2 separate regions of the Homo sapiens genome follow, and region 1 is linked to region 2. Evidence: chromatin contacts called from ENCODE Hi-C or POLR2A ChIA-PET data. All regions are on one chromosome and are shown on one strand. The core of a region is the stretch at or near the end of the contact, and the rest is flanking DNA. Distances in the headings are between cores, read along the strand shown.

Evidence for each region. Hi-C counts contacts between places; a loop is a spot of excess contacts on that map. ChIA-PET counts read pairs that join two places held with the same protein, here RNA polymerase II (POLR2A). Pooled maps may share reads with other maps.
Region 1: a map of Caco-2 shows a loop between it and region 2 (8-fold over the local background). The contact joins two enhancer-like sites. A Hi-C loop is called at or near these places in 4 of 168 maps with a recorded cell type or tissue (Caco-2, IMR-90, cardiac septum and 1 more) and 1 of 50 pooled maps. POLR2A ChIA-PET finds 5 or more read pairs at or near these places in 2 of 52 experiments (AG04449 and T-cell).

The regions. Positions count from the first base shown.
Region 1 is chr3:14,288,438-14,292,927 of GRCh38, reverse strand. No RefSeq gene overlaps it. Among named protein-coding and RNA genes, the nearest start is that of LINC01267, 62 kb to the left of the region's middle. RefSeq lists enhancers at 439-1,139, 1,140-1,841. Within about 2 kb of position 1,772, at least 2 of the 41 ENCODE cell types and tissues checked have a DNase peak (open chromatin) inside an H3K27ac peak, as active enhancers do.
Region 2 is chr3:14,228,383-14,233,109 of GRCh38, reverse strand. LOC105376958 (a long non-coding RNA gene) reads right to left here. Exons shown (of 2, transcript XR_940606.3): 2 at 2,961-3,405. Among named protein-coding and RNA genes, the nearest start is that of LSM3, 52 kb to the right of the region's middle. RefSeq lists a cis regulatory region at 1-763. Within about 2 kb of position 3,178, at least 5 of the 41 ENCODE cell types and tissues checked have a DNase peak (open chromatin) inside an H3K27ac peak, as active enhancers do.

The DNA of each region.
Region 1 (4,490 bases), core at 523-3,022, 61 kb before region 2:
CATCTCCGTGGGAGCTCTCAGGTGACCAAGTCTATTGTTAATGGGCAGTCATATTTGAAAGGAATATTTTTTTCCTGAGCAGTAGGTCAACAATGGGCTTAAAGTGTTCAATAAGCCATGCTGTAAACAGATGTGCTGCCACCCAGGCTCTGTTGTTCCATTTCTAGAGCACAGGCAGAGTAGATTTAGCATCATTCTTCAGGGCCCTACTGTTTTGGAAATGGCCAATGAGCATTGGCTTCAACTTAAAGTCATCAGCTGCACTAGCCCCTATACAAGAGAGTCAGCCTGTCCTTTGAAGCTTTGTAGTCAGGCGTTAACTTCTCCTCTCCAGCTATGTAAGTCCTAGATGGCATATTCTTCCAGTGAAGGCTGTTTCAGCTATATTGAAAACCTGTTGTTAGTGTTGCCACCTTCATCAATGCTCTTAGCTAGTAGATCTGGACAACTCGATGCAGTTTCTACATCAGCACTTGCTGCTTTTCCTTGCACTTTCATGTTACAGAAATGGCTTCTTTCCTTAAATCTCTAAATCAACCTCTGTTAGCTTCCAACTTTTGTTTTGCAGCTTTCTCTCCTCTCTTGAGCCTTCATAGAATTGATGAGTAAGGGCCGGGTGTGGTGGCTCACACCTGTAATCCCAGCACTTTGGGAGGCCGAGGCAGGTGGATCACTTGAAGTCAGGAGTTTAAGACCAGCCTGGCCAACATAGAGAAATCCCATCTCTAATAAAAATACAAAAATTAGCTGGGCGTGGTGGCACGTGCCTATAGTCCCAGCTACTTGGGAGGCTGAGGCAGGAGAATCACTTGAACCGGGAGATGGAGGTTGAGGTGAGCTGAGATTGTGTCACTGCACTCCAGCCTGGGCAACAGAGCGAGACTGTGTCTCAAAACAAACCAACAAACAAACAAACAAACAAACAAGAATGGATGAGTTACGGCCTTGCTCTGGATTAGGCTTTGGCTTAAGGGAATGCTGCGGCTGGTTTGATCTTCTGTCCAGACCACTCAAACTTACTCCATATCAGCAACAAGGCTGCTTCACTGTCTTATTGTTTGTGAATTCACTAGAATAACACTTTTAATTTCTTTCAAAGACTTTCCTTTGCATTCACAATTGGCTAACTATTTGGCACAAAAGGACTCACTTTTAGTCAGTCTTGGCTTTCGAGGTGCCTCCCTCACTAAGCTTAATCATTTCTAGCGTTTGGTTTAAAGTGAAAGATGTATGGCTCCTTCTTTCACTTGAACACTTAGAGGCCATCATTGGCCTAACTTCAATACTGTTGTGTTTCAGGAAATAGGGAGGCCTGGGGTGAGGGAGAGAGATGGAGGAACAGCCGGTTGGTGGAACAGGCAGAATACACATATTGATAGATTAAGTTCACGTCTTACATGGGCACAGTTCATGGTGCCCCTAAACGATTGCAATAGTAACATCAAAGATCACTGATCACAGATCACCGTAACAGATATAATAATACTGATAAAAGTTTGAAATATTCTGAGAATTACCAAGACGTGACACAGAGACACAAAGTGCACATGCACTGTTGAAAACAATGGCGCCGAGAGACTTGCTCAACACAGGGTTGCCAGAAACCTTCAATTTGTAAAAAACACAATGTCTTTGAAGTGCCATAAAGTGAAGCCCAATAAAACAATAAAGGCATGCCTGTCATGCAGATGCTAGGTAAACATTTGCCAAATTAATGAATGATGAAAGAGCCTTGTAAGCTGTAAAGTGCCATTCAAATTCCTTAGTCCAGCTAACAGCCGGCAGAAGCCAAACCAATTCATTGGAGTGCTCACATAGCAGATTTTTTAAAAGCGTGGCTTGAAGAAGGGAAGTAAAAGCTTGTCTGCAGCAGCGGCAGAGTCTGCAGGCCTCCCCAGAGGGTGGGGTGGACTGTGAGAAGGCCGTGGTCATTCAGCCTCCACTCACAGCCTCAGGAATGAGGACTCCCTGCCTCTGGAGGCAGTGGCTCCTTGGTCATCTAAACTCTCTCCCACCCCTGACTCCCATGCTGGCTTCATGTTTTTCTCCCAGGGTCAAAGAGAAGAGGATCCAAGCCAACAGACGGATATTCAGAAAGATGAGACAGGGGGAAGGTTAAGTCATCCCAGCCTTGAGAACAGAAAGAACAAGATGTTCAAAGCTCTCTGCAGAGCAAGCAAGGGGATAAGGAAAAGAGTGGGAAGTCATCTAGTGGAATATGAGAGAAATGTGGACAAAAGGAGAGGCAATCCGTGGAGAGAAAAAGCGGGGGAGTGGGGAAGGATGAAGCTGAGAGGGGCTCCTAAGCGTGGAAGGTGCTGACCTCTCCATTCTCACAAAGTGCGGTCATTCATCAACACCCTCTGTCAGACACCCGCCGTTTGGACTACAGTAGTGAGCAAGACAGACAAAAATCTCTGCCCTTGTGGAGCTTAAATTTTGGTGGTGGAGACAGAAAATAAGCAAGCAGAGGATGAAAGTGTATGAAAGCAGTAAGGACAATGCAGAAAGTTGAAGTAGAGTGAGGTGGTTGGAGGCACCAGGGGCTATTTTCCATCTAGGAGGTGACATTCATGCTGAGACATGAATGAGGATAAACAGCCAGTCAAGGAAAGATGAGGGAAGAGTGTTCCAGGAAGAGGAGTGGTGAGTGCAAAGTCCCTGGGGTAGGAATGGGCTTGGTGTGTTCAAGGGAAGGAGTAGAGTGAGCCCAGAGAGTGTGGCAGGGCATGAGTGGGACTGGGGGGCAGGGCGTCAGACACAGGATTTTTAGTCAGGGTAACAAATTGGAATTTTATTGTAAGTACATAGGGTTTCAAAGAAAATATCACATTCCAGTGTCCACACTGCCGGGGTGCTTTAAAAGTAGTGTTGAGAGAGAAATCAATCATTCATAGAGGGTTCGTTGTGAGCCAGGCTCTGGAGCAGGGTCTCTTGCAGCCTTTTTTCCATGTGATTCTTACTGGTAACAGAACTAGAAAGCCGCTGAGTTCAAGTCTGGCATGTGTTCTACTATAACACAACTTCACAGCCTTTCCTCAAATGAATGTGGATTCCTTACAGTTAATAAAGTGCTTTTATATGCACCTTACCTCATGCGCTCTTACAGAGTGCTGTCACCTCTTTGCAATGGCCTTTGCAATGTTTCTGAGACCTTGAATGATGAGTCACAGCTCTGCAGCTGTTCTTTATCCTCAGCTTTCAGCAGCTTCTCTCTAAACAGGATCACTATTGATGTGAACTCGGAGTTGGATACAGTCAGCATCCGTGGAAGTTAGAGGCAGGTCACTGTGAGCCCATGTGGTGTCTTTGCTCAAATCAGAAAATGACTCCCTTTGCTCAAGATACTTCTAGCTTCCAAAAAAGTTGTAATAATTATTTTGTTAGAGTGTCCTTTGCAGCCATCTGCAAATAAATTACCTCTTTATGTATGTGAACCTACACTATTTTTGATATGAGAGAGGCCCACTTAAATGCAGCGACCTTGTGGAAGGCAGAACCTGAATGACTTTCATGATTTTCTACACCCCTGCACAAAATGTTTAGAACAGCAAAGCTATGAGTCCACGCAGAAAGGGAATCCATCTGGAAATGGCCACACTAGGACATATGCATGAACACATGCGATACCCTGGGGGTGACCATGACTGTCCAGGTTTTCCTAGAGCTGCTCCCCTTCACAGGACATTCAGTTCTGGTTCCCTCTCCCACATCAGCATGCTCTCCACCCCTCTGTAACACTGCCCCCATCCTAGTCACATTATGCACCTGCTCCAGGGTATGAAATGGGTTGAGCAATACTGGGTCCTTTTACAGTTCTCCTGGGATTGTGAGATGAAGTCCCTGAACTGTGCCCTGGGAAAAATCCCCCACTGTGACCCTGGGTGGTATTGGTCTCCAACACTCACCACACCCACGTTCCCCTGTGTGGCCAGCACCACTTCTAATGCCAGGGGGCGCACCTTTGAATTCTTCCAGCTCCTAAATTTAGAAACATGGATTAAATCTAAATAAATGGATAGTTATGTAACTTCTTGTCCCTTTTCACTACCCCCTCCCCTTGGAATAATCAGCCTTAATCAGCTAATGATGGGGCCCTGAATACAACCCCAATCCCCTGGGAAGCTATTGGGCTTACATAAGGAGTGACATTGGCTGGTATGCTTTAAAATACATTCTCTCATTCTGTCTTCTCTCTCTTTTTTCTCTTTCTCAATCTCTCCTACTCACCCATACATTCTGACACAGACACACACACACACATGCACACACACACACTCTCACTCCCCCAAACATGTCCATCAAGTGCTGAAGATGCTTAGCTAGCCTGGGATCAACTATATGCAAGCTGAGAGAAAGGGTTTACTCCTCAGGAGGTTCAAACTTATCACCTAAAAATAAATCACCTAAATCTGTAAATGACAGCTCATGCAGGAAGGAAGGGGGCTCTTTGCCATAGAATTATAGACTGTTTGAGGAAAAAGGGAGGG
Region 2 (4,727 bases), core at 1,929-4,428:
GCACCCAGCCCATCAGTGCACTTTCAACCTCGTCTACAACATCCCATCCACCACTTCTCCTCCTCTACCACAACACCTCCAAGGACAGGAAGCTTACAACTTCCTGGGACTGTCCTTTTCACTTTCTGACAACTTTATCAGAAAGCTCCAGCTGTCAACGAGCTCTCAAGCCCTGAAGTAATCTGTTTCCTGCAGAGTGCTGATGGTGTGGTGTGAACTCCAAGGCAGCTGTCATCATACACTCATTCGCCTATCGCTGGCTGAGACTCCCGCTGGAGCATGCGACATAAGTTAATCACTTCCACTTCTCACCAGCGGGGCTCCTTGTCCTTTTTCTGCCTCTGGCCATTCATGCTCAGCAGACAACTGATAGTCACAGCACTGACTGGAACATAGGCAAGATTCCGGGCCAGCCAGATATAGCCCATTATCGCTGCAGCTACAGTGTGCAAGCTCATTGAGAAGTCAGGGAACACTTTATCAATGAGGAGGCTGTCCCAGAAGCTCTGGCGTTGGGTTTCACGTGAAGGGATGAAGGTGAAGAGAAAGGCTCCAGAGATAGCAGGGCCTGCTTATCTGAAATGCTTCCCCCAGTGAAGTCAAAGTGCCACAGCCATCTCAGGTGGAAATGAACCATAGAACGTCAGAGCTGGAAGATCTCGGAGGCTTTACAGAAGGAGAAAATGAGGCCCAACGAGAGTATCTGGATTGACCAAGGTCATATAGGGAAACCATCTAAGAGACTCAGGTCTCCTACAAGAAAAGGAAGGGCTCTTTTGTCCTTTGCAAGCTGAATCAGGGTTTGAGAGGGAAGAGAAGGGTTTTTGAAGGTCTTCATGCTTTGCATGTTTGCTTTGAAAACATACAAAAGGGTTAGTAAGGAGTCAGGAATGAGCTGTTTCCTCAGAATCCCAGTTCACAACTCTCATTACTAGATGACATCTTGAACATAACCCTGAGATCCACGTGGAAGTAAATATAAATCCACTTACTTGTTGGTTTAATCTATAAATATTTATTGAGCAGAGTCTCATTCATTCCTTTAGCAGGGCCTCTTCCCAGCTGCAGAGGTGAGCTGGGCATACAGTTCTCACTTTCATGGAACTCAGGTTCTAGCCGGTGAGATGGGCAATAAACGAACAAGCGAATATAGAAAATGAGATGGGGATACATGCTGTGAAATTTTAAAATGCAGCTTAAGGGCATAGGAAGCTCTGGGGACATGGGGTTGCCATTGATAACAGGGCAGTCAAGGAAGGTATTATGGAGACGCTGATATTGAGCAGAACTCTGAAAAAATGAGGAAGCAAGTCTCGGGGCCATCTGCAAAAAGTACTGCAGGCAGGAAAACCAATGGTGCAAAGACCCTGGGGCAGGAGTGAGCTTGTCACATTTAAGGAACATCAGGGAAACCAGGGAAGCTGGAGAAAAGGGTGCAAGAAGGAGAGGGGTCAGAGATGAGGAGGGAGGGTGGAGAGTTGGTTGGGGGCAGGTCAGGTAGGGCCTTGTGCACTGCTGTTGGGACTTTGGATTTGTTCTGAGTAGATGCAAGTCACTGAAATCTTTTTAGCCAAGAAGTGACATGACCTGACTCTCCTTTCCAAAGGTTGCTGAGGCTGCACGGTTGAGAAAGAGCGGCAAGAAGGCAAAGGCAGACACAGGAGGACCACCTCTGACGATGGTGATGAATTGGACGTGGGGAGGAGTCAAGGCAACACAGAGGTTTTGGCCTGAGCTCATGGACAGACAGAGTTGTCATTTACTGGGATGGGGAAAAAAGCAGGAGGATCAGGGTGGGGTGAGAAGAGAGCCAGGAGCTTGCTTTGGGCCATGTGTAGTTTGACATATCTACAATCTCTAAGGGGAGGTTGCAGGCAGGCAGCTGAGTATAGAGTCAGTCGTCCAGGAAGGAGGTTAAGCTAGTAATACTGATTTGGGAGCTGTTGACTTACAGGAGGCATTTAAAACCTGTGTGCCTCAGAATGAACATCACCAAGGGAGTGATTGTGGTCAGAGAAGCGGAGACCCAGGCCTGAACCTGGGAGCCCCCAGCATTCAGTGGTCAAGGCAGTCAGGAGACACCAGCAAAGGGGACTGGGAAGGAGTGGCTGGCGAGGGAGGAGAAGCAGAGGAGCGGTCTGCAAGGGGAAGAGAAGGCTTCAGGAAGGTGGGGCCCACAGCTGTGTCTACTGCCGCTGATGGGCCAAGAGAGAATGAGGAGTGACTGTAGTCCCTGGGATTCAGCCACTTGGAGGCGCATAGCTGGCCTTGACAAAATATTTTGGTTGTGTAGTGGGTACAAAAGCCTGATTTTGTGACTGTGATGAGAGCAATAGGAGACAAGGGGCATGAATGATTCTTTTGAAAACTTTTATTATCAAGAGGAGCAAGGAAATGAGGACCTAGGTGGAGGGGGTTGTGGGGTCAAGAGGGAAAACGGCACTCAAAGTTTCTGAAAATGCTGTCCCTCTTCACACCTCATGTTTCCATCAGCCAGGGACCTGTGGGCTTCTGGCCACGTCCCCTCTTGCCCTCCCTCCTTATCACAACTTCACTGCCACCATCTATCTACCTTGGAGAACTTCAGGGCCCATCTCAACATTTCTGTGCAGTTTAGTTGGGAGAAAGATATTAATCAGATAAACACACCAGTAAATATAGGAAGGCAACTTACTATAAGCATAAAATGGAAAAGCAGAGTGTCCTTTGAAGGAGAATCATAGAGGGAAATGGTCAATATGAGGGGGCTTGGGGGAAGTCTCTCCAAGGAAATGGCTTGAAAGCTAAAATCTGAAGGATGAGTAATAATTCACCAAATGACAAATGATGGGAAGGGTGTTCATAAAATGTGGAACACCTGATTCTGTCACTATTCGGGGTGCCACTGTGTAACCCACACAGACCTAGGGGGACCGAACAAAGGGAGTGAATGCGGGAATAAAAGACAAGAGACAAAAGAGTGTATTTGGAAGAAGGAGTCAGGGGGCACTTTGCTTCTAGTAGACAAGGGCCCTGAGCTTTACACAGCCCTCCATATTTATTAGGCAAAAGAGATAGTGAGAAGGGGGGTGGAAGAAGGGGTCAGCTGCTCAGTCCAGAGTAGGCTTGCAAGACTGCATTCCTCGAACAACAGGCTCTAGATGTCGCAGTAGATAACCTCAGTGCCAGGGAGTGATTGCCTCCAGCAAACCTTCTGTCGGCAGGAGCAGTTGTGAGTTTGCCCACATTCTGCATTCATGATAAACAGTTTGCTGTTTGATCACATAGCCTCCAGTGGAATGCCGAATCCTACGGGCCTTCGGCTCCCTGCATATCCCCCTTTCTGTTTATGAATTAATTGAAAGAACATAAGGCCAGGCTGGGCAGCTCTCATTCTCCAATTGGCAGTCCATCTGATTTTACAGACTATAAACAGAAGACAGAGACAAAACAACATTATTCCAAGAACCACATAAAAGATGTAACTGTGGTGTGTTAGATAGTTCCAAGGGTTGAGGCTCTCCAGGCCTTGCTGGAATCCGGTCCAGTCTTCTAAAGAAGGCTCAAATTCTTGAGTTTGCCTGTTTAAATCAAGAATTTTGTTTTGTAATTCACCAATATCAAAGGTGATGTTGGATGTGAAAGCTCCCTGAAAATGGGCTTCCACAAGGTCCCACGGATACTTACTTTGGTTATATTCTAAGTTGGTTACACAAATATGAGTGTGAGTAAAATGACAACACAATTGTTGCTGCAATTGCAAGCTTTGTTCTTGTTCCCCTAACCATAGAACCATGGATTTCAACATTACCACTTCAGTTTGTAACTCAGTGTTAATTTTATTCTGAAGTAGCCACGCTTGGCTGGCTGTGCATGTCCAGTTCTCCATGTACTAAGCTGTTTGAATAGAACTATGCAAAGCTACAGAAGATATCACAACAGAAGTTATTGGTGTGATCAAGGAAACAATAGCAAAAATTATCGTGCCTAAGGCTCTATGGACACAATGAGTTAGCTGAGTTAGAAGAAGTTTTTACAAAATGCAAAGCAGGTGTGGCAGCCCAAGGCTCAGACAGATTAACGGGAATCCATAGCCCAGGGATGAGACCTAAAATCAACAAAGTAGAGATATTACATGTTTGCAATGTGCTATGATTAATGCAGTGATATAACTGGCAAGATTTATAGGTCAATTGGGTATTGTTTACCTAGAGCTGGTCCTTCTTAGCTGCCAAAAAGACATAAGGATTAAAAACACAAACTGTAAATTGAGTGGTGATACTCTTTACAAATGTAACATTAGAACTGTGTCGTGACTCCGGTTGGCCTTCTCTCCATCTTTGCACTCAGGCTTAGCTGACTCATGGCTTGTATCAGAGGGACTGGGCCCATGGTTGGCCACCCTGTGTTCCTCCAGTCTCCCATTCCATAGTCGCACGCACCTTGAGGGCACCCACACGGTTTGTCCATCTCCTGTAAAAACACAAGCATGCCTTCTTCCCCTCATCAGTAAATCCACTGGACCTTTCCATTTTCCTTTTTCCGGCGTTTTCCATAACACTTTTGGATAAACTTTCCTCTTTTCCTCTAACATTTGCCAATGTCTTTCTGCTGGAGTCTTACCATCCATACCAGCAGTCAAAAAATTTAAAGTAAATAAGGCTAAATGTAGTTTTGATTAAGGTGGTAGTTGGCCTCCTATACCCCTTTTTTGTTTTTTCAGCATGCGTTGTAATATTTGATGTGCC